2 separate regions of the Homo sapiens genome follow, and region 1 is linked to region 2. The links are chromatin loops, found by intact Hi-C in ENCODE. Cell type or tissue: PC-3. All regions are shown on one strand. Links, peaks and the distances in the headings refer to the core of each region. The heading gives the core; the rest is flanking DNA. Region 1 has its middle 41 kb from the start of PAK1. Region 2 overlaps PAK1 (p21 (RAC1) activated kinase 1).

Region 1 (11,092 bases), core at 4,049-8,048, 100 kb after region 2:
TGAATGAGTTCTTGTGAGATCTGGTCATTTAAAAGTATGTGGCACCTCCCACCACACTCACTCTTACTCCTGCTCTCACCGTGTGAAGTGCCTACTTCTGCTTCACCTTACACCATGAGTAAAAGCTCCCTGAGGCCTCCCCAGATGCCAAGCAGATGCTGGTGCCCTGCTTCCTGTACAGCCTGCAGAACCATGAGCCAATTAAACCTCTCTTCTGTATAAGTTACCCAGTCTCAGGTATTTCTTTATAGCAATGCACAAATGGCCTAACATAGCTGGAATGCCCTGAATTTGGGGAATAGACTCTCTGTTATCAGATCATCAAATCATTGGTGTTGTCTTGAGTTTGTCATGATTTTCAATTGCTGTTATTCTTCCTCTTTAATTTTAAATAACTGTTAGCTTACCTTTCCCTTTTTGGTTTAGGTTGTTAAGCATTATAGAACATGTAGGGAGACATATTTTCACCAGTAGCATTTTTGTCCTATAATCTGCTAATAACTGGATATTAAGACGTGTACTTTGTGATTCACTTATGACTTAGCCATACCCCCATTGCTAAAGCCAATGTAAATATTACCTCTCTAAATTTTGTTTTCATGGTCATACTTCTGTGGTGATACGTGTGACTGCCTGTGAAAGGGTGCTATTTAAACAACTTGCAACACACTCTCAATATAATGCATGTGCAATCATGCCCAGCTAATTGTTGTACTTTTAGTAGAGACGGGGTTTCACCATGTTGTCCAGGATGGTCTCAATCTCTTGATCTCATGATTCCCCCACCTCAGTCTCCCAAAGTGCTGAGATTACAGGTGTGTACAGGTGTGTACACCGCACCTGGCCAGCTGTTTACTCTTTGATAGGCTCTTCTTAGGACAATGATTTTGTAATATCATTTTCAGTTCAACAAATGGAAAGATATTCAGTTTTGTCTCTACGGTTGACCAAAGTTTGTTCTTTGCAATTGATAATTTGGAAGTTTCTTTGTGCTTCACATATGATATTATTCGTAATGTTCTCTAAACTGTTAGGATTGTTATCAACTTTGGGAAAGCCTCTATCTTGCACTGTGAGGTCTTCCCTTTTCATAGCAACCTGTTCTTATTTTGTGGATGCATCATCTTTATGAGAATACTAAGGAGGGTGATTCTTTTAAATTTGTTTATTTTATTTATTTGGCTTATTCCTCTGAGTGATCTCCCCTTCCTCCAGCATTGTTTCTTTCTGTTAGTTTAACTTATCCTTTTTGTTTTACTGAAATGTTTTTGCTTGCACATGTTTGAGAAGGTGGGCAAAGAAGAGCTGACTATGACTTCTGTGTGGGAAGGTAGGTGGGAGTTGTGTTACTGAAAGCTTTTTTTCATAACGAGCAGACAGGGAACCAACCATTATACAGTATTTGGCAATCCTGAAATACAGTCTAGTCCTAATTCACTCAGTTTCTTTAGAATAAACCATCTTCTTTCTTGCAAGGGTTGAGGAAGGAACCTGACAGCTCTGCACACAGGGAAGGGGGGCAGGATTTATTATTAAGGCTTCAGCTTTATAGCTCACTTCTGCCATCAGGATGGTGGTGGCAAAAACATCGAGAACACCAGCATACACACCTCCACAATGATTTGTCTCTAAGATCTATCATTTGTTATGGTGAGTCTGGAGTCTTGTTAAGGTGAGTCTAGGAGTCTGTCCTGCCATCTTCTTTTCAGTGTCAGCACTGGCTTAGATGCTTTTTATTATTTTTATTCCTTTCAGCACTAAATCTCAGAGATAGCTATCTATGTCTCCGGAGTTTTGCCTGCAGGCTATATATACAATGCCCTCAGCTCCAAGGCCCTTCCTCTTCCATGCTCACAGCTCAGAAAATACTTCCCAACACTCATCTTACCAGAGTGTAAGCCAGGTGCCAAGACGTGACAAGTAGCAATGCCACATTTTTTAACTTTTAAAAACTGGGTCAGTCACAGATCTGAATAGCACTGAAACACAGCTGCTTTAAATTTTTGTCCCCTAAAACAAGGTCTAATTATAAGCTGCATGAGCAACTAAATCAGAAGTGTGCATTTGATTAAAATATGAACATTGTTTTTGACAAGTGGGTTTTGCATTGACTCTATGTCCCAGCTCAGAGTGGGGGTAGTCTCCAGTTTGACTTAAAAACACATTGCCCCAAATCCTTAGTGTTTGCAGCTTGCAATATGCATAACAAGGAAGGGGTTGGGGGGCGTTCCACACCATCCCAACACAAAGGCAAGGTCAAGCTAATTATGTCCAGTCTCACTTTGGTAGGGGGATAAGGATTTCCCTTCAGGGCACCTTAACCCCTTGAGGAGGCCAGGTCCCCTCACTTTATGTTCTGGGGCTTACAAGAGTCGATACTGCTAACATGGGAAGGGTCCAGTGGGGAAGGAAAGCAGGCCACTGCCTCCAGGGTAGAAGAGCTCATTTCAAATTGGTTGCTCATGGGCAACCGAATTTTGCAGGCAGTTGATAGTCCACTCCAGACAGCAACATGAAGGACAGCTGGTCACCGAAGCAGTTCCCCCTTTGTGGTTCCTCCTGCCTCCAGTTTTCCCTCCCCTCCCCCTATTTCAGATTTCTCCCCATCTTCCTCTTCTGTGGTCCATGGTGAGTGCCACCCCCACCCTCTTCTCCTTCTACCCCAGTATGTGGTCATTTGTGTGGTCTCTGTGAGCAGGAAAACCTGCAAATTTGCAGACCAAACTTTGTGTTTGGAGCAGTATTTCTAATCTTTGTAGGTGACTCATGTCTACTGGTACAGGCCAGGAGTGGGGATGGGAGCTAGTATTGGGGATTGTAATGGTACAGGTTTGATGCTCTCAGTGGTACCAGTAGAGCATGGTGAAGGGAAGAATGATTGTATCCTTTTTTAAGGAAGATTCCCTCCTATAATCAACTTTTTCAATTAATTGACCAACTTCTAGTTCATAGACGAGGTTTCCTACTATGCTATTACTAGCTACAATGCATTGAATACCTATGAGTACCTATTATGTGTCAGCAGTGGCTTAGATGCTTTTCACTATTTTTATTCCTTTCATCATCCTTCCAAGGTGTATTCACTTGTATCTGCATATTATAAAGAAAATAAGGTTCCCAGGCCAGGCGTGGTGGCTCACACCTGTAATCTCAGCACTTTGGGAGGCTGAGGCAGGTAGATCGCTTGAGCCCAGGAGTTCGAGACTGGCCTGGGCAACATGGCGAAACCCTGTCTCTACAGAAAATACAATAATTAGCTGGACGTGGTGGCACACACCTGTAGTCCCCGCTACTTGGGAAGCTGAGGTGGGAGGATGGCTTGAGCCCAGGAAGTCATACAGTGAGCTATGATGGCGCCACTGCACTCCAGCCTGGGCGATGGACTGAGACCCTGTCTCAGAGAAAAAGAAAAGAAAATGAGATTTCCAGAGGCTCTTTGACTCTTTGACGTCATTGACTCCAGGTAAGCAGATAATTCAGTTGCTGCTGAGTCAAATCCTTTATGCCTCATTTTTCTCATTTGTATCATGGCAGTGTTATGGGTCTTTAATGAGTTAATCTAGATAAAGAGATTTGTAAGCACTTAATAAATGTTTGGATGAGGAAGTATACAGGTATATCTTAGTTGATATTACCTCTCTCAAGATAATCCTGCAAGTAAATAATGGAATATGAATTTGATTAATAGTCTTTCTGGCCAGGCATGGTGGCTCATGCCTGTAATCCCAGCAGTTTAAGAGGCTGAGGCAGGCGGATCAACTTGAGGCCAGTAGTTCGAGACAAGCCTGGCCAACATGGCAAAATCCCGTCTCTGCTAAAAATACAAAAAATTAGCCTGGCATGGTGGCACATCCCTGTAGTCCCAGCTTCTAGGGAGTCTGAGGTGGGAGAATCACTTGAGCCCGGGAGGTGGAAGTTGCAGTGAGCCAACATCGGGCCACTGCACTCCAGCCTGGGCAACAAAGTGAGACTCTGTCTCAAAAAAAAAAAAAAAAAAAAAAAAAAAGCATTTCTACTGAAAGACCGAGAAGAGACTGTGTGCACGGACAAAGCAATAGGCTACCCAGATCAGAGTCTTTGTGATGATGGTGGAAAGGAAGTATTGAAGGAAGGCCTGCCTGCTATTCCTTAGCTCACGGTTAAGAATGTCCTCTCTATATTCCCACCTACTTATAGTCCCCTATTAGGAGACTAACACATTTATTAGGTATTTATTATGTGCCAAGTACTGTGCTGGACACCTGTCACTTCATCTCATTTGCTCCTTATTCCATTTATATGAAATGAGAATTATTATCCTCATTTTACTGATAAGGAATGATAAGAGTCATTATATAACTTTCCCAAGGTCAAACAGCCAGTGAATGGTAGAGCCATGATTTGAACCCATAATTTGGAGAGATTCCAGAGCCTGCTCCATGTGGCTTCCATGAATGGGAACCTATTCCTTTTGAAGTTATTCCTATGGCCCCTTTAAGCTTCAGGACAAATCATTTTGTGACTAAGTATAAGACAGTCACAGTCGGGCACGGTGGCTAACGCCTGTAATCCTAACACTTTGGGAGGCTGAGGCGGGTGGATCACTTGAGGTCAGGAGTTCAAGACCAGCCTGGCCAACATGGTGAAACCTCATCTCTACTGAAAATACAAAAAATTAGTCGGGTGTAGTGGCGGACACCTGTAATCCCAGCTACTTGGGAGGCTGAGGCAGGAGAATCACTTGAACCTGGGAGGCAGAGGCTGCAGTGAACTGAGATCACACCACCGCACACCAGCCTGGGCGACAGAGCAAAACTCCATCTCAAAATAAATAAATAAAGACAGTCACCTGTGCTGGCGCTCTTCAGGATTAGTTAATAAATCAAATGTTAACTGAAAACCTGGATGACATAATGGTGTTGGTGTCTAAAAACATCTAGAAAAGTTTCCATCTACATTTATGAAAATCTGCTTCAGCTCACTAAGGGACAAGTGGAGCCAAAAGCAGGCAGTGATGTGTTAGTCTGAGGCTTCCTGGGCAGGGACTGTCTCGTTCATCAGTTTCCATAGCTCCTAACATGAGATCAGCACATCAAAATTAGGGCCATTTATCGAGTACCTGCTGTGGACCAGATAACTTAATAAGCATCATCTCAATCCTCATAACAATCCTGCACAGGTGCAGACTCTAAGGCTCAGAGACATTAAGCAACTCACCACTAATGAGTAGCAGAACTGGTAGAACTCAGACCATCCGAGGTTTCTCAAAAAAGATCATAGTTGAGCTGGATCCTGGAGGATACATTTGAAGGAGGAAAATATGAGAAAAGTCCTTCTAATTAGCAGCAACAGGCAAAGAGGAGGAAAAGAGCATGACATTACCTAATTGAATAGCAATAATTTTTTTAGAGAAAAGTCTTTCCAAAACATCCAACTTAGCTTTCATAGGAATAATAGCTCAACTTCTTTTTACACTCATATTTCATAGGTTTCCATTGTACATTTAATTTAATTACACCATGTGTGCCTGGCAAAAACTGGTTAGCAAACGTCACTGACTCCTGGTAAGCAGATAATTCAATTGCTGCTGAGTCAAGTCCTTTATGCCTCATTTTTCTCATTTGTGTCATGGCGGTGTTATGTGGCTTTAATGAGTTAATCTAGATAAAGAGATTTGTAAGCACTTAATAAATGTTTGGATGAGGAAGCATACAGGTGTATCTTAGCTGATATGTTTTCCCTGAAGGAATGTGGAGCATCAGTAAACCCCGTGCATGATTTGGTTACATGGAGGAACATTACCAGCTTCTCCTGTGTTACGGGATGGTTTTATTAGACAACAATGCCTTCTATGGATCATAGAAAACCTTCCCACCGAAATACTACCTTCTCATTCTCGGATTTCTTATGAAATGTGCACTTTGTCCCCAGGATACCTGACTCATTCCTTATCCAAAGGCCTTATTTGCAGGTCTGGCCTGAAGGCAGGAAGCAGCACAAAAGTAGTGTCTCCTCCTTCAACATTTGAATGACTGCCATAAAAATAAATAAATAACATCCTTTTTTTACTCCCAAAGGGGATGTTTACAACAAGTGTCTTACTCTCTCCTCAACTACAGCAAATATATGTTCAGGAGTATCAGGTTGCAAGGTATACACCAATTCCAAGAGCACTGCTGCAAGCAAAATATGCCATACTTTCTGATGTTAGAAAATTCTCCAAGTTGACTTCATTTCTCGGTTGCTGGCAGCCAATCATAAGCATCCTAGAAATGCTGCACGTCTAGTGGAAAAGTTGGAATGTAAGGCCCTCCAAGGTAATATGATGGAAAGAAGAAGGGCTTTAGAGGCAGACATGACTGGATCCAAATTCAGTCTGTGCCATTTGTTTTTAGCTGTGCAATTTGGTCAAGTCACTTAACCTCTCTAAGCCTCAGTTTCCTCAACTACACAAAGAATAATCTTTGCTGCATTAAATTCTTGAAAAGACTTAATGTGTTAAGGCAGAAATTCACCTAGTTTAGGACTGGACACACAGTGTGCATTCAATGTATGGTAGCCATTATTATTGATTATTTTTCAGTATAACTCCAGCATTGAACCTTAGGTGTAATGAAGCTATACAATGTCGTGACTAAAAGCCAGGCTACCTGGGTTTGAATTCCAGATCTTCTACTTCTGAACTGAGTAAACTTGGACAACTTTTTAAAGCTCTCTGTGCTTCATTTTCCTTCTCTAAAATAGAAAAAGTAACACAACCTATCTCAAAGGGTTGTTATCAGAGTTAAATAAGTTAGTATATGTAAAATGTTTAGAATAGTACTTAGAACATATTAAGCAGTAATGTGTCAGGTATTATATAATTACTGTATTATAACTGTCTCTTTAACTGTGAACTGTGAGATAAGGACTCTTTTGTTTCTGTATCTCCAGGGTGGTCAAGTGACTAGAGCAGATTAATAAATGTTAATTGAATAAATGAAGCATCTCACATGCCATGCTAGTCAAGACTTTCCCTAATTTAAACTAACCAATTTAAACTAACTACAAAGTCTAGGCATGGTGGTTCATGCCTGTAACCTTAGCCCTTGAGAGGCTGAGGTGAGGGGATCAGCTGAGCTCAGGAATTCAAGACCAGCCTGGGCAACATAGTGAGACCCCATCTCTCAAAAAAAAAAAAAAAAAAAAAGCTGGATGCGGTAGCACATTCCTGTAGTCCCAGTTAATTGGGAGGCTGAGACGGGAGGATTGCTGGAGCTCAGGAGTTCAAGGCTGCAGTGAGTCATGATCATGTCACCGCAGTCTAGAGTTGGTGACAGAGTGAGACCCTGTCTCAAAAAATAAAATAAAAATAAATAAACTAACTAAAGAAAAAATAAGGCAATTTATTGCTGCTCATATTTAAATAACCCAGGGATGAATCTTCCTTCAGGCATAATTAGAACCCAGGGCTCAAATAATTTAAGGAATTGTCTCTAGCATTTCTGTTTTGTTGGCTCTCTCCACACATAGGGCATTATAGCCACCAGCAACCCAAGCCTCAGAGCCAGCCACTTTAGCACTCAGTGGAAAAAGAGACTCTTCCAAAATATCTGGCCAGGAGAGAATTTTAATGTGCCCAGTTTGAGTCATGCACCCATCCTACTATTAACTTCTGTGGTCAAAGAAATGATGTAATCTGATTAGCTAGGTCTGCCCCACTGTGTAAAAAGGAAGGGGCAGCCCTATGCAAACACACAGATTTCCCCAAAGGAAATAACATTCTATTATAGGGATGAAGGGAAAGGGATGCTGAGCAGGCAAAAATGCCAGATGGCTTGACATATGCCAAAGAATGGTTGTCAAGCCCATTGGTCCTAGGTCAGCAGTCCCCAACCTTTTTGGCACCAGGGACCGGTTTCATGGAAGACGATGTTTCCACAGACCAGTGTGTGTATGTGGGGAGGGATGGTTTCAGGATGAAACCTGAAATATAATGTACAAGTGCATTATATTTATTGTGTGCTTTATTTCTATTATTATTACATTGTAATATGTAATGAAATAATTATACAACTCACCATAATGCATAATCAGTGGGAGCCCTGAGCTTGTTTTCTTGCAACTAGACAGTCCTATCTGAGGGTGATGAGAGACAGTGACAGATCATCAGGCATCAGATTCTCATAAGGAGCACACAACCTAGATCCCTTCCTTGCCCACTTCACAATAGGGTTCACGCTCCTAAAAGAACCTAATGCCATCTGAGAGGAGGCAGAGTTCAGGCAGTAATGAGAGCAATGGGGAGGGGCTATAAATACAGATGAAGCTTCGCTCGCCTGCCACTCACCTCCTGCTGTGTGGCCTCTCTAGATTATTCCAGACAATAAAACTCTGCCCACTTTTAACAGGGCTTTTAAGAAAAACACCTTAATCTTTCTAAGTAATTATTCCAGATTTCAATAATCTCCACATAAAGTTATTCTTAAATTCAATCTAGTCTAAATTCCTTGGTATTCAAGGTATTTTTCTTCTTGTTTGTTCTGCTGTGAAATGAAAAAAATGGCTTAGCAAGTTATTTAATCTATAAATTAATTTGAATACTTTTTATGAAGGAAGGACAAATAGATATTATGAATATGGGGTCACCTGGAGAAGCATGGTGAGAAGTCAAATCTAATGGGAAAGAAAGCTGTGATCAATTAACGAAGTCTACTTGCCCCAGGTTCTAGAGAGGAGAGTGGTCACACAGTTGGCTGTGTTTGCCATCTCTGGTTTTTGTAATTCTTCATCTTAAAAACAAAAGTTGTATCTACTTACAGGGCTAAAAATTATTCCCCAGTGAATCAGCAAAGAGAGTGTAATTAGTATGTTTTTTATGCAAAAGAAGATTGCAAACCACTCGGCACTCTGCTTGGATTTGCTGAGGTGCCACCTCAGGTGTTAACAAAAATGAGATGTGTGAGAGAGAAAATCATTACACCCACCAGCAGCCCTTCCTTCCACCCTGGATCTCATCATCTGAAGTGTCATCACTGACACCAGATGTGCTTTTGTGGCATCGTGGCAGCTGACAGCTAAAGATGAGCAAGTTAGTCTGATTTGCAGTAACTTTTCCCATTTATTTTGTTCCATTGATATACATGGACCAGGCTGAATTGTCATCCAGAAGATTCTATTTTGCCTGTCTCCACACTAACTTTTTTAATACAAACAGTTTAAAATAAACAAAATTAGAATCGTATTGTTTAAATGCCCATCACTTAGATTCAACAATTATTAGAATTGTGCCATATTTGCTTCATGTATCCCTCTCCTTTTTCTATTTGAGTATTTCAAAGCAAGTCTCAGACCTCATGTTATCTCTCCCTTGATACTGCATACACAAATATTTTCTACATAACCACACTGCTACCAACACACCTAACAAAAGTAACACCTCTTTGGTATCATCGAATTCTTAGATAATTTTTATACTTTCCTGATGTTTAAATACATGTATTTTTTATGGTTAGTTCATTAGAATCAGAATCTGAACAAGGTCGTTACATTGCATTTGAAGGTTATGTCTTTTGAGTCTTAAAATCTACAACAGTATCTCCCAGCTCTACCCCACCCTTTTTTTCATGCTATTGATTTGTTGATTAAACTAGTTCAATAGTTCTATAAAATATCCCACATTCTGGATTTATCCATTTATTTATAAGTAGTGTCACTTAAACTTGAGTCTGTATCCCCTGTATTTCATGTAAACTAGAAAATTAGTCCCAAAGGCCTTATTAGATTTGGGTTCCTTTTCTTTTTTCTCCCCATAAAGGGGGCATCTCAAGAGGTACATACTGTCTGGCTGTCCCACTCTGAGTGTAGTTAACACTGATCAGTGGTTCCAGGGGTGTCAGCCGGATCTCTCTATTGTAAAGTTCTCCAGAAGCTTTTAATCTAATTCTTTCATCCCTTATTGATCTTTGCAAAATGCTGGTTTTTTTTTCCTAATTCTATCATTCCTACCACATTTTTTAGCTGGGATTCGTCTGTAAAGAACTTTTCCTTATCAGTTAGGTCTAGTTGGTCACCTGGAAATGTAGATTGCATTGGGAAGGCAGGATAATACTGTTGCAGAATTTTGCTCCTTAGTTCAGCTAATACCAGGTTCTAGACACAAGCCAGGAAAATTTAGACACATGGACACACTGAAGGGTAAATAGAGCAGGATTTCATTGGGCAAAAAGGGAGAAAAAGAAAAAAGACTCAACAAAGCAAGATGGAGTCCTGCTAACAGGCCTCTCACCTCAGGGACTGAATCCCAGGCCACCACACAGGAATTGGAAGCCAGGCTCCTCCCCTGGCCTGTGGCCCCCCCCTCCGCCCGTGGCTCCACCCCATTCCCCCAGTGCACATGTGGGCATGGTCAGGCAAAGCCCTGCGCAGGTTCCCTCATCTGAACAAAAGCATCTGATATAAAGACTTGTGGGGCTGGTCAGAGGTTCTCCAGGAACCCCTTTTTATCTGCCTATGCATTTGGCTGTCTCATTCCCCCCTCTAAAGAAGTCCATCTTACTGCATTAGAATAAGGATAAGGACAAGGATAAGGATAAGGATGAAGACCACTCTTAACTGCTTCCTGTGACGGGGCACTCTCTCAGATCTCCCTCAGAGGCCTATCTAAAGGTCCCTGGCAAAAAGGGCCATCATCCAAGGCTCCAGTTGCATGACCATTTAGAGTGTGATGGCCTGAAGGGGAGAAGAGACAAACCGGGTTATTAGAAAACACGTATCAAAACGAAACAAGGTGGGGGTAAGGAAAGCTCAAAAATCCTGAGGCCTTTTACCTGTTTGCACAGGGAAAGGGAGACCAAAAGCCTGACTGGTAAAACAAACTTTTACCCTCTTGCCAGCATGTCAGGCTTCTGGGTTCCCTACCCCAAGCCCAATCCTAAGCCAACCAGTTTAAGGTTTGGGAATGCAGTTTGGAGGATGCATCCGAGAGGAGTGTCCCGTACTATGGAGACACAATTACCTGTAAGTGAAGAGAGGACAGAGGAGGAAAAAGGAAAAAGAAGGCAGTTTTTCGAAGAAGTCCCAGGGCTTCAGGATACATTTGAAAGGGGTACAGAAAGATGAATGGCTACTCATC
Region 2 (11,092 bases), core at 4,694-8,693:
GAGTGCCTATTCTTGCCTGTCAGTGGCAACCCTAGGCTTTCAGGCTATAGCATCTGAGCAATTTTTCACGGCTTGAAAATGCACTCGGGAACAACCACAATGATATCTATATAGCACTTTACAAAGCATTTTCACGCATTCATTATTTCATCTGATCCTCACCAACCCTATGAGGTGTTAAATCCCTATTCTATAGAGGCCAGTGGAAGCGAAAATGCCTAGCCTAGCTGCATCTGGTCTCTGGACTCTGCAACCCGCCAGAAATTGAATTTAAGTAAATGGAACAGGGAGGAAAGGAAGGAAGAGATCAAATGACTCAGAGAGGGAGCTCAGCATATAGTCACCCAAGTGGCCTCGAGCCAGAAGTTAACAGGGACGAAGTCTGTTTCCCTTCCAAGGTAATGAGTGTTTGTTTGGCTATGGCACAGTGACCTGCCACATGGGATTGTTCTTTTTTTCATGTCAGCAGTACCTAGAGTCTAGCCCCAAAAGTAGGCAGAAAAGAGGATATAGGAAAACTCTTTGTACACTGTATGTATACACAAACTCAGGAGATAACAGGGTATAAGAGAATAGATATCACCTTCAGAGAAGACTTAAGTTTAGGTCCTAGCTCTGCCACTGTCTTGCTAAATCAAAAGTGCCCTCTTCTGCATTATCACAGCCCCTTGTGCTTCCTTCTACAATACTTACCACATGAGCGTCCACATTCCTTGATCTGCATTTGAGAGCAACAACTGAGGCCAGTTTCAATTTTTGTATCGCCACCAACCTAGTACCATAATTAGCATAGAGTAGATGGTTCAGAAATATTTGATAATGGATGGATGCAATATTCAAAGCTCTGTGAATATTGTACATACATATATACACACACACATATATACATACACACACATACACACGATCGTACGTACCATTGCACTCTAGCCTGAGCAAAACAGCAAGATCCTGTCTCAAGAAAAGAAAAAGAAAAAGACAGGCAATAATAGATGCTGGCAAGGATGGGGAGAAAGAGGAACCCTCATGTTGTTGACAAAAATGTAAATTAGTAGAGCCACTATGGAGAAATACACACACACACACACACACACACACACACACACACACTCCACATTCTGACAGTGAGTGCCAATAAAACAGTAATCTTGTCGTTCTCATCTCTGCTTTCCCTCTAACTCCCCCACTTTAAGGACAGTGCTCACAAAAATTCCGTTGATTAACGAAGTGGAGACAACCCACAAAATGGGAGAAAATATTTGTAAGCTATCCATCTGACAAAGGATTAATAACGAGAATATATAAGGCGCTCAAACAACTTAATAGCAAAAAAAACAAGTAATCCAATTTAAAAACTGGCAAAGATCTGAACGGACATTTTTCGTAACAAGAGATACAAATAACCAACAGGTACATGAAAAAAATGCTCAACATCACTAACATCAGAGAAATACAAATCAAAACCATAATGTGATATCATCTCACTCCAGTTAAAATGGCTTGTATCAAAAAGACAGGCAAAGGCTGGGCACGATGGCTCATGCCTGTAATCCCAACACTTTGGGAGGGCAAGGCAGGCAGATCACTTGAGCCCAGGAGTTCACAACCACTCTGGGCAACATAAGGAGACCACACTTCTAAAAAAAAAAAATTTTTTTTTTATTAGCCAGGCATGCTGACATGTGCCTGCAGTCCCAACTACTTCAGAGGTTGAGGTAGGAGACTGCTTGAGCCTAGGAGGTTGAAGCTGCAGTAGGCCATGATCGTACCATTGCACTCCAGCCTGGGCAACAGAGCAAGACCCTGTCTCAAGAAAAGAAAAAGAAAAAGACAGGCAATAACAGATGCTGGCAAGGATGGGGAGAAAGAGGAACCCTCATATGCTGTTGGTGAAAATGTAAATTAGTAGAGCCACTATGGAGAATAGCATGGAGGTTCCTCAGAAACTAAACATAGAACTATCATGATTCAGCAATTCCATTACTGAGTATATATCTAAAAGAAAGCAAATCAATATATGAAAGATATCACACTCCCATGAATCCTGTAGCACTATTCATAATAGCCAAAATGAAAATGTGTATATACACAATATATATTTGTGTATATATGTATATATACACACAACGGAATATTATTCAGCCATAAAAAAGAATAAAATCCTGTCATTTGCAGCAACATGGATGACACTGGATACCATTTTTTCAGGTAAAAAAAAAGCCAGGTACAGGAAGACAAATATCACATGTTCTCACTCATATGTAGGAGGTAAAAAAAGTAGATCTCATGATGATACAGAGTAGACTGGTGGTTACCAAAGGCCAGGAAAGGGAGTGAGGAGGATGAAGGGGGAAAAAAAGATATAAATGTACTTACTGAAACTGAACTGTACACTTAAACATGATAAACATGGTAAATTCTTTCAAAATTTTTAACTAAAAAAAAATTTGCTGAGTAGAAATCAGTTCAAAAAGCCAGTCATCAAAGGGGAAGATAATTAACCTATATAGTCCCCTTTCCCAGACTATAATCTTTCTCTTTCTACACACAAATAACCACTATCTTGTCCAGGCCACCCTCTTCTTCAAAAGAGCACTGTCTTCTCCTCCAGGCCTCCTCCTCCTCCTGTCCCTCCAACCCATCCCTGCTATCCTCCCTCTTCTTTCCTGGGCTACCTCCTTTCCTCCAGATCAGCACTATCTCACAGCTGCCAGAGTTTCTGGTCCTCCCAGTCACTCATCTCACTAAAGGGAACTTGAGCCTCTGCCCAGCACTACTTGACATTCTTGCTCTCCTCCCACTCAGGCCCCCCACTTCCCATCTTGCTTATTCCCTACTGCCTACCTGCTTGCTGCCCCACCACCACCAGCAAAGATGGGAAACAAATGCAGGAAGAGGGAGTGCTTGTTGGCAGGCCCAAGGCAAGGCACAGAGGCAGTAAAGAGAGAGAATGGTCCTGGGGAAGATAGAATTTGGAGGTAAAAGCTAGATGCAAGTGAGTTAGGTAGAAAACAATGTTTGGACCTCATAAACACAGGAAAAGGTCTCTACAAACCAGTAACCTACTAATAATAAGAAAGCTTAACCAAAAATTTTAGAAAAGAGAAGAAAGCCTAATCAAGAGGGGGAGGATCCAAGAGAGGGAAGGAAAGACTGGCTACACAGGGGGAGAAATACAAAAGGGGAAGCATGAGGGGAGGAGGAAGGGTGAAGGGGACGGCGGGAGAAAAGGTAGGCAGGGGGCAGGAAAAATGATCAGGAGGAGGAAATAGAAAGAAAAGTGAGGAGAGGAAGACGTAGAGTCATGAAAAAACTAGGGGGAGGAAAGAGGTCCAAAATAATCAAAGTAGGTTATTATCGGGCCTGACATGAGCTTCTTGGTGCCAGGTAATAAAGAAGGAAAGAATTATAGTGATTAAGATATTACCACAGCCAGGTCTGTCATTAACTTAGCAGAATAAGGAAGGGGCTCCAGAGAAGAGAGTCTAGTTTAACGCAACTTTATACCTAAGGACAGAAAAACTGGCCAGTTTAGAATCATTAACATACCTTGACCTTCTACTTCCCAACCCTACCTCCCTACACCTAACACACCTACGCATCACACTAAAATAAGCATCAGCATTCTCAGTCTCTGCTTTGTCCCTGAAGAACCACCAAGATGCCATTCAAAAGGCTGGCTGGAAGACAGGATACCAAGGTCTACTTCCCAAGTTCTCCTCTCTTCTACAGTGTTGAGGGGGACATCTCTGCAGCCCATTTTAGCACTTTAAACCAGCTCACCTCTCCAAAAGATGGTTTGACAGTCTGGAAAAGCCAGAGTAACAAACAATGTCAAGTCCTTCACTGCACAGATATGGCAACTCAAGCCACAGAGGATGTCTGAATAGGACCAGTCCCCCCAGGTCTCCTCCCTCCCAGTTCACTCAACCTCTTAACACAGAAAAGCCCCCACAGTCCCAGCAGGCCAGCGACTAAGCCAAGGCAGAGGAAAGCACCACGTTGGCCACCAAGCAGAAGGGCGCTTGCAAAGGAGCAGAGCTTCTGAGGCTGAGCGGTTCCCCAAAGGCGCAGCTTCCCCTTCACACCCTTCCCTGGGCAGAGCTCTGATTCCAGTGCAGGCCTAGCCCTGGGTGGGCTCATCTAAAGGTTCCACCCTCAGCCCTTTCTCTCATTTAGGGTCCCTTAAGGTAAGAGGAAAGTAAGACACCCCTCAAAATCTACTGGACCCCGTGTCACCACTCTCCGAAAGCCGGCGGAGATCCCCCAGAACCCGGCCCAGCTAGGGGAGCCCCAGGCAGGGCCGGCATTACCTGGTGGGGAAGGCTAGCCCCGGCATCTCTGGCGATTGTTTCCGTCGCAGAGCCGCACCTCTCCCTGCCCAACCGGGTACCCACAAGGCCCCTGCTCCACCGGCTCCGCTCGATTCAGCTGGGCTGGGCTCCTGGCAGCTCAGCCGCCAGCTCCCGAGGTGCAGCACGCTCGCGCTCTCGCAGGGCGGCAGCGAAGGCGCCGCGTCGGGGTTGGCGAAACAGAAGGGGCGGGGGAAGAAAGGAGGGAAGGAGGCGGGAGGAAGCCGCGCGCTTCTCCTTTTCTGCAAAGCAGAGCTGAGGGCGGGGAGACAGCTATCTTCCCACCCTCTCAGCTATTCTCCCCACCCAGTCTCCAGCAGGAGGTAATTTCTCTCCAGGGCCAGGTTTTCCAGGGCTTGTCAGAGTCCTGTGTGAGCTCCAGAGTCAAGAAAGACAACCAGAGCTCCTCTGTGCCTTAGTTTCTACAGATGAGTATAGAGGAGTCCCTTCTAAGATTCCTCAGGTCAGACCTACGATTCAGATTAGGCCTCAGAGAAAGAGATACACCTCCCCCCTCCCCAAACGTGCCAGGTTCTAATTCTAATGCTCCAGGAAGAATGCTAGGTGGGCCCCTATAGCTGCCTCTAAGCAAACAAAGCTCAGCAGCTGCTACATTATTATTATTATTATTTTGAGACAAGAGTCTTGCTGTGTGCCCAGGCTGGAGTGCAGTGGTTGGATCTTGACTCACTGCAGCCTTGACCTTCCTGGGCTCAAGTAATCCTCCCACCTCAGCCTCCCAAGTAGCTGGGACTACAGGTACCTGCCACCACACCCAGTTATTTTTATATTTTTTGTACAGATGGGGTCTGCCATGTTGCCCAGGCTGGTCTCAAATCCTGTTCTCAAGCAATCCTCTTCCCTTGGCCTCCCAAACTGTGGATTACAGGCATGAGCCACCACACCTAGCCACTGCTACCATTTATTAAGAACTATTATGTACTAGGTACTTTATAAATGTTATGTCTCTCTCAAAACAACCTTATGAAGTAGGCACTATACCAATTCACATACGTCAAAACGGAGGTCCAGGGAAAATGTCCAGGGCTCATACAATAAGTATTTTTTAACCAACTATTGTGCATCAGGCATTGTGATGGAACCTGAGCTGAACAACACATTATAGAACATTTACCAACACGGCCCAGACTAGTAGTGCCTCTAGTAGTGCCTCCCAATTACTGAAACAATAAAACACACCTTCACACATTTGCAAATGCTCCCTAGGAGGTAGTATTACCTCACTCTTCCCCCTCCCAAACCCTGCTCTTAAGAGACATGACAGAAGTCAGATTATGCGGTGTCTCTTTCGGGTCATAATTAGGAGTTAGGCTTTTGTTCCAAGTTTTAGCAGTGGGAAGGCTTTGAAAGGTTTGAAAGCAGAATGACAAACTCTAACTTACATTTTTTAAAAGATCACTGGCTGTTCAGTGGAGAAAGGGGGTAGGAGTGGAAATAAGTTAATAACTTCTCTCAGAGGTTCAGGCAACAGAAAATAGTAATGATTTAGACTAACATATTGTAAGATAATGTAAAAAGAAGCAAGCCTATTTTCTAAAGACACAGCTTGGAAGAAGCAGCAGCAGAACTTGGTGGAAAACAGAATACGATGGTGAAAGAAGTCAGTGACTTCTCCAAGACCACACATCTGGTAAATGCTCAGGAGTTCAAGGCCAGCCTGGCCAACATGGTGAAACCCCGTCTCTACTAAAAACACAAAAAATTAGCTGGATGGTGGCAGGCACCTGTAATCCCAGCTACTCGGGAGGCTGAGGCAGGAGAATCCCTTGAACCCAGGAGGCGGAAGTTGCAGTGAGCTGAGATCGCACCACTGGACTCCAGCCTGGGCAACAAGAGCGAAACTCCATCTCAAAAAAAGAAAAAGGAAAAAAAGGAAAGAAAAGGAAGGAAGGAAGGAAGAAAAGAAAGAAAGAAAGAATTGGTCAATAATAGACACCCGGAGAATTGCTGTAGTCTGAGGATTCAGCTTCAAAGTCATTTTAAGACTTTTTTTTAACCCCACACCATGTCCTTCATCCCAATTTACACAGGGTGAATGAGAGCCAGAAGCAGTCCTCTGCCTTAGACACAGCTTTTCAAACTAATAAGCAATAATCATAGCAACTTATCTTACTCGACTTCCCACCCCATGCAGCATCCTCTTATAGATGGTCTTCCAGGCTTTTCTGAAATACATGCAGGAATGAGGAGCTCACTTTCCACCAGCACTATGAGGCAGTGTTTCCTCACATTCAGCCAGGTGGCTCTCTGTAAATTTCTAATTCTGCTCCAGGAGCAACGTCCTCCAGGGCAAGTCACATTAAAGGCTTGCAACTATGTATGTATGTAGGCTAATTTATTATGCCCCTCCACTTTTTCTCTTCTCCAAGATAAATACTCCCAGTTCTTTTAGTCGTTTGTTCATTCAACAACTATTTAAGCATCTTATGCAAGTCACTGGGGATAGACACATCAGTGAACAGAACCACATCTTCAAGGAGGTGATGATTTTATGGTTTAGTATGGTGGCTTTTAATTCTCCCTGTCCACCAGAATAACTTGGAAAGCTTTAAATATGTGTAAATATACTAGAGTCCCAGCAGAGATTCTGACTTGGTTGGTCTGGCATGTGGCCTAGGCAATATATTTTTATAGATACAACTATATTGATATCTATTGGAAGACTGACTTGCTATAAAGCTACAGTGATAATGACAATGTGATATTAATGAAAACATAAATAGATCAGTGGAATTGAAGTAAATAGCCCAAAATAGACCCACACAAATGTGGTTAACTGACTGTAAAAGAGAAAAGGAAATTCAATGAAGAAAGGACAGTCTTTTCAATAAATTGTGCTAGAACTGGACATCCACATCCAAAAAAATCAACCTAGACACAGGCTTTATGCTTTTCACAAAAATTAACTCAAAATGGATCACAAACCATTGCATTTGCAAAATGCAAAACTATAAAATGTCTAAAATATAATGTAGGGGAAAATCTAGATGACCTTGGGTTTGGCAATGACTTTTTAGATACAGCCCCAAAAGCAAGATCCATGAAAGAAAAAACTGACATGTTAGACTGGATTAAAATTTAAAATTTCTGCAAAATACAGTGTTAAGAGAACAAAGAAACAAACCACAGACTGGGAGAAAACACATCTAATAAAAGGCTTGTATCAAAATATACATAGAACTCTTAAAACTCAGTAAGAAGTGACCCAATTTAAAAAAAACAACTGTGCAAAAGATCTGAACAGACACTTCACCAAGGAAGATATATGCATGACAAATAAGCATATGAAAAGATGCTCAGCATCTTTTATCATTAGAGAACTGCAAATTAAAACAATGAGATATCACTACACATCTATTAGAATAACTAAAATCCAAAACACTGACAACACCAAATGGTGACAGGGATATGCAGCAACGGGAACTCTCTCGTTCATTGCTGGTGAGAATGCAAAATGATACAACCACTTTGGAAGACAGTTTAGGAATTTCTTACAAAGCTAAATACAGTTATGTGTCACTTAATGACAGGCATACATTCTGAGAAAAGTGTCATTAGGTGATTTCATTGTTATGCGAACATCACAGAGTGTACACATACAAACCTAGATGGTACAGTCTACTACACACCTAGCCTATATGGTATAGCCTACTGCTTCAAGACTACAAACTTGTATAGCATGTTACTGTACTGAATACTAGGCAACTGTAACACAATAGTATTTGTGTATCTAAACATATATAAACATAGAAAAAGTACAGTAAAAATACGCCATAAAAGATTAAAAAAAAAACAGTACATATGTAAAGGGCATTTACCATGAATGGAACTTGCAGGACTGGAAGTTTCTCTGGGTGAGTCAGTGAGTGAGAGGTAAGTGAATGGAAAGGCCTAGGATAGTATTGTACACTACTGTAGACTTTATAAACAGTGTATGTTTACGCTGCACTAAACTTAAATTTTTTTTTCTTCAACAATAAATTAACCTTAACTTCCTGTAAGTTTTTACTTTATAAACTTTTTAATTTTTTAAAAACATTTTGACTCTATTGCATTAACACTTGGCTTAAGACACAAGCACATTGTACAGCTATACAATATTTTCTTTATAGCTTTATTCTATATGCTTTTTTGTATTCTTTGTATTATTATTATTATTATTAGAGACAGAGTCTCACTCCGTCACCCAGGCAGGAGTGCAGTGGCATGATCTCAGCTCACTGCAACCTCCACTTTCTGGGTTCAAGCAATTCTTGTGCCTCAGCCTCCCGAGTAGCTGGAATTACAGGCGTGTGCCACCATGCCCAGCTAATTTTCGTATTTTCAGTAGAGACGGAGTTTCACCATGTTGTCCAGGCTGGTCTCCAGCTCCTAAGCTCAAGCTATTCACTTGTCTCAGCCTCCCAAAGTGCTAGCATTACAGGTGTGAGCCACCACGCCTGCCTATTCTTATTTTTTTACCTTTTAATCTTTTTGTTAAAAACTAACACATAAACACACACTTTAGTCTAGGCCTACACAAGGTCAGGACTGTCAACATTAGTGTCTTCCACCTCTACATCTTGTCCCACTGTCAATATTAGTGTCTTTCACCTCTACATCTTGTCCCACTGGAAGGTCTTTAGGGGCAATAACATGCATGGAGCTGACATCTCTTATAATAACAATGACTTCTTCTGGAAGACCTCCAAAAGGACCTGCCTGAGGCTGTTTTACAGTTAACTTTTTTTTATAAGTAGGAGTACACTCTAAAATAACAACAAAAAGAATAATAAATATATAAACCAGTAACAGAGTCATTTATCATCATTATCAAGCATTATATAACACATATAATTGGCCAGGTGCTGTGGCTGACGCCTGTAATCCCAGCACTTTGGGAGGCCAAGGTGGGCGGATCACGAAGTCAGGAGATCAAGACCATCCTGGCTAACACAGTGAAACCCCGTCTCTACTAAAAATACAAAAAATTAGCAGGGCGTGGTGGCGGGCGCCTATAGTCCCAGCTATTCTGGAGGCTGAGGCAGGAGAATGGTGTGAAACCAGGAGGCGGAGCTTGCAGTGAGCAGAGATTGTGCCACTGCACTCCAGCCTGGGCAAGAGAGCAAGACTCTGTCTCAAAAAAAAAAAAAAGTACATATGTGTTCTATACTTTTATATGACTGGCAGCACAGCAGGTTTGTTTACACCAGCATCTCCACAAACATGAGTAATGTGTTGCATTAATATGTGATGATGGCTATATCATATATGTGGCTCATCACTGACTGAATCATCATTATGTGATTATAGTATTCCTAGGTATTTACTCAAATGAGTTGAAAACTATGTTCACACAAAAACCTGCTCATGAATGTTTATTGCAGTTTTATTCAGAATTGCTAAAAACTGGAAGCGACTGAGATATCCTTCAAGACTGAATGAATAAACTGTGGTATGTCATACAATATAGTATTATTCAGTAAAAAAAGAAATGAACTATCAACCCACAAAAAGACATGGAAGAACCTGAAATGTAGATTTCTAAGTAAAAGAAGCCAGTCTGAAAAGGCTGATTCCAACTACATGATATTTGGAAAAAGGCTAAACTATAGAAATAGTAAAAAGATAAGTGGCGGCCAGGTATTTGAAAGGTTGGGGTTAGTGGTTAAGGAATGAATAGGTGAAGCACGGGGCATTTTTAGGGTGTAAAACTATACTGTATGATACTATAATCGTGGATACACATACTATGCATTTGTCAAAACCTACAGAACTATACAACCCAAACAGTAAACCCTAATGTAAACTATGTACTTTAGTCAATAATAATGTATCAATATTGATTCATCAATTGTACATTAATGAGATGGTGATAATAGAGGAAATGGGGAGAGAGGGATTCTGCGTTTTCTTTTTTCTTTTCTTTTTTTTTTTTTGAGACAGAGTTTCACTCCTGTTGCCCAGGCTGGAGTGCAATGGTGTGATCCTGGCTCACTGCAACCTCCACCTCCCCGGTTCAAGCAATCCTCGTGCCTCAGCCTCCCGAGTAGCTGGGATTACAGGTGCACGCCACCACACCTGGCTAATTTTTTGTATTTTTAGTAGAGATGGGGTTTCACCATGTTGGCCAGGCTGGTCTTGAACTCCTGACCTCAGGGGATCTACCTGCCTCGGCCTCCCAAAGTGCTGGGATTACAGGCGTGAGCCACTGCGCCCAGCCGGATTCTGCATTTTCTACACAATTCTTCTATAAACCTAAAACTGCTCTAAAAAATAAAATCTATTAAAATAAAAAAGTATCAAGCAAAAAAATAGAAAGAAACAAAGACATACAAGATAAAGTTCATCTTCCTTTTTATTAGATTCATTAGACACAAAATTACTCTGACAAATTGCTATAAAGATTTCTAAGTACTTTCAATTTCTATGCTTATCTCATTGTGGGCTGGGAACAGTTCAGACTACACTTTCAGTAATGATGATCTAGCGTACCCTCCACTAAATAGAGTCCTGTTTGCAATGATCCTCTTACTGCCTGGTACCCTGAGGGAAACATGATACTCTAAGTGCAGTCTGTCCCTTGCAAAACATAGTGGAACTATCACCTCCTTTAACTGTACTTAATACTTCCAATAATTCAGTCTGAAGTTACATTAGATTTTTATCCACTGCAATGCCTTTGGCTGACATTGAGCTTCAGCAGCCAAAACCACCATTTTCATAAGAATAGCATCATG

Evidence for each region. Hi-C counts contacts between places; a loop is a spot of excess contacts. Peaks named below come from ENCODE experiments on the same cell type or tissue, not always from the same donor. Only the 100,000 strongest peaks of a DNase experiment are listed, where the experiment ranks them.
Region 1: a loop joins it to region 2, with 2.3 times the contacts of the local background. A loop is called at or near these places in 1 of 110 quality-filtered maps.

Annotation. Positions count from the first base shown.
Region 1 is chr11:77,509,692-77,520,783 of GRCh38, forward strand. It overlaps a transcript of PAK1 not described here. Among named protein-coding and RNA genes, the nearest start is that of PAK1, 41 kb to the left of the region's middle. In PC-3, for the core only: no CTCF peak of the experiment used is centred there; DNase peaks (open chromatin) are centred at 5,950 and 7,640; H3K27ac peaks cover 661 bases.
Region 2 is chr11:77,407,461-77,418,552 of GRCh38, forward strand. The region is part of intron 1 of PAK1 (p21 (RAC1) activated kinase 1); the gene reads right to left. Among named protein-coding and RNA genes, the nearest start is that of PAK1, 61 kb to the right of the region's middle. RefSeq lists an enhancer at 4,059-4,178. In PC-3, for the core only: a CTCF peak has its summit at 6,579; no DNase peak of the experiment used is centred there; H3K4me3 peaks cover 342 bases.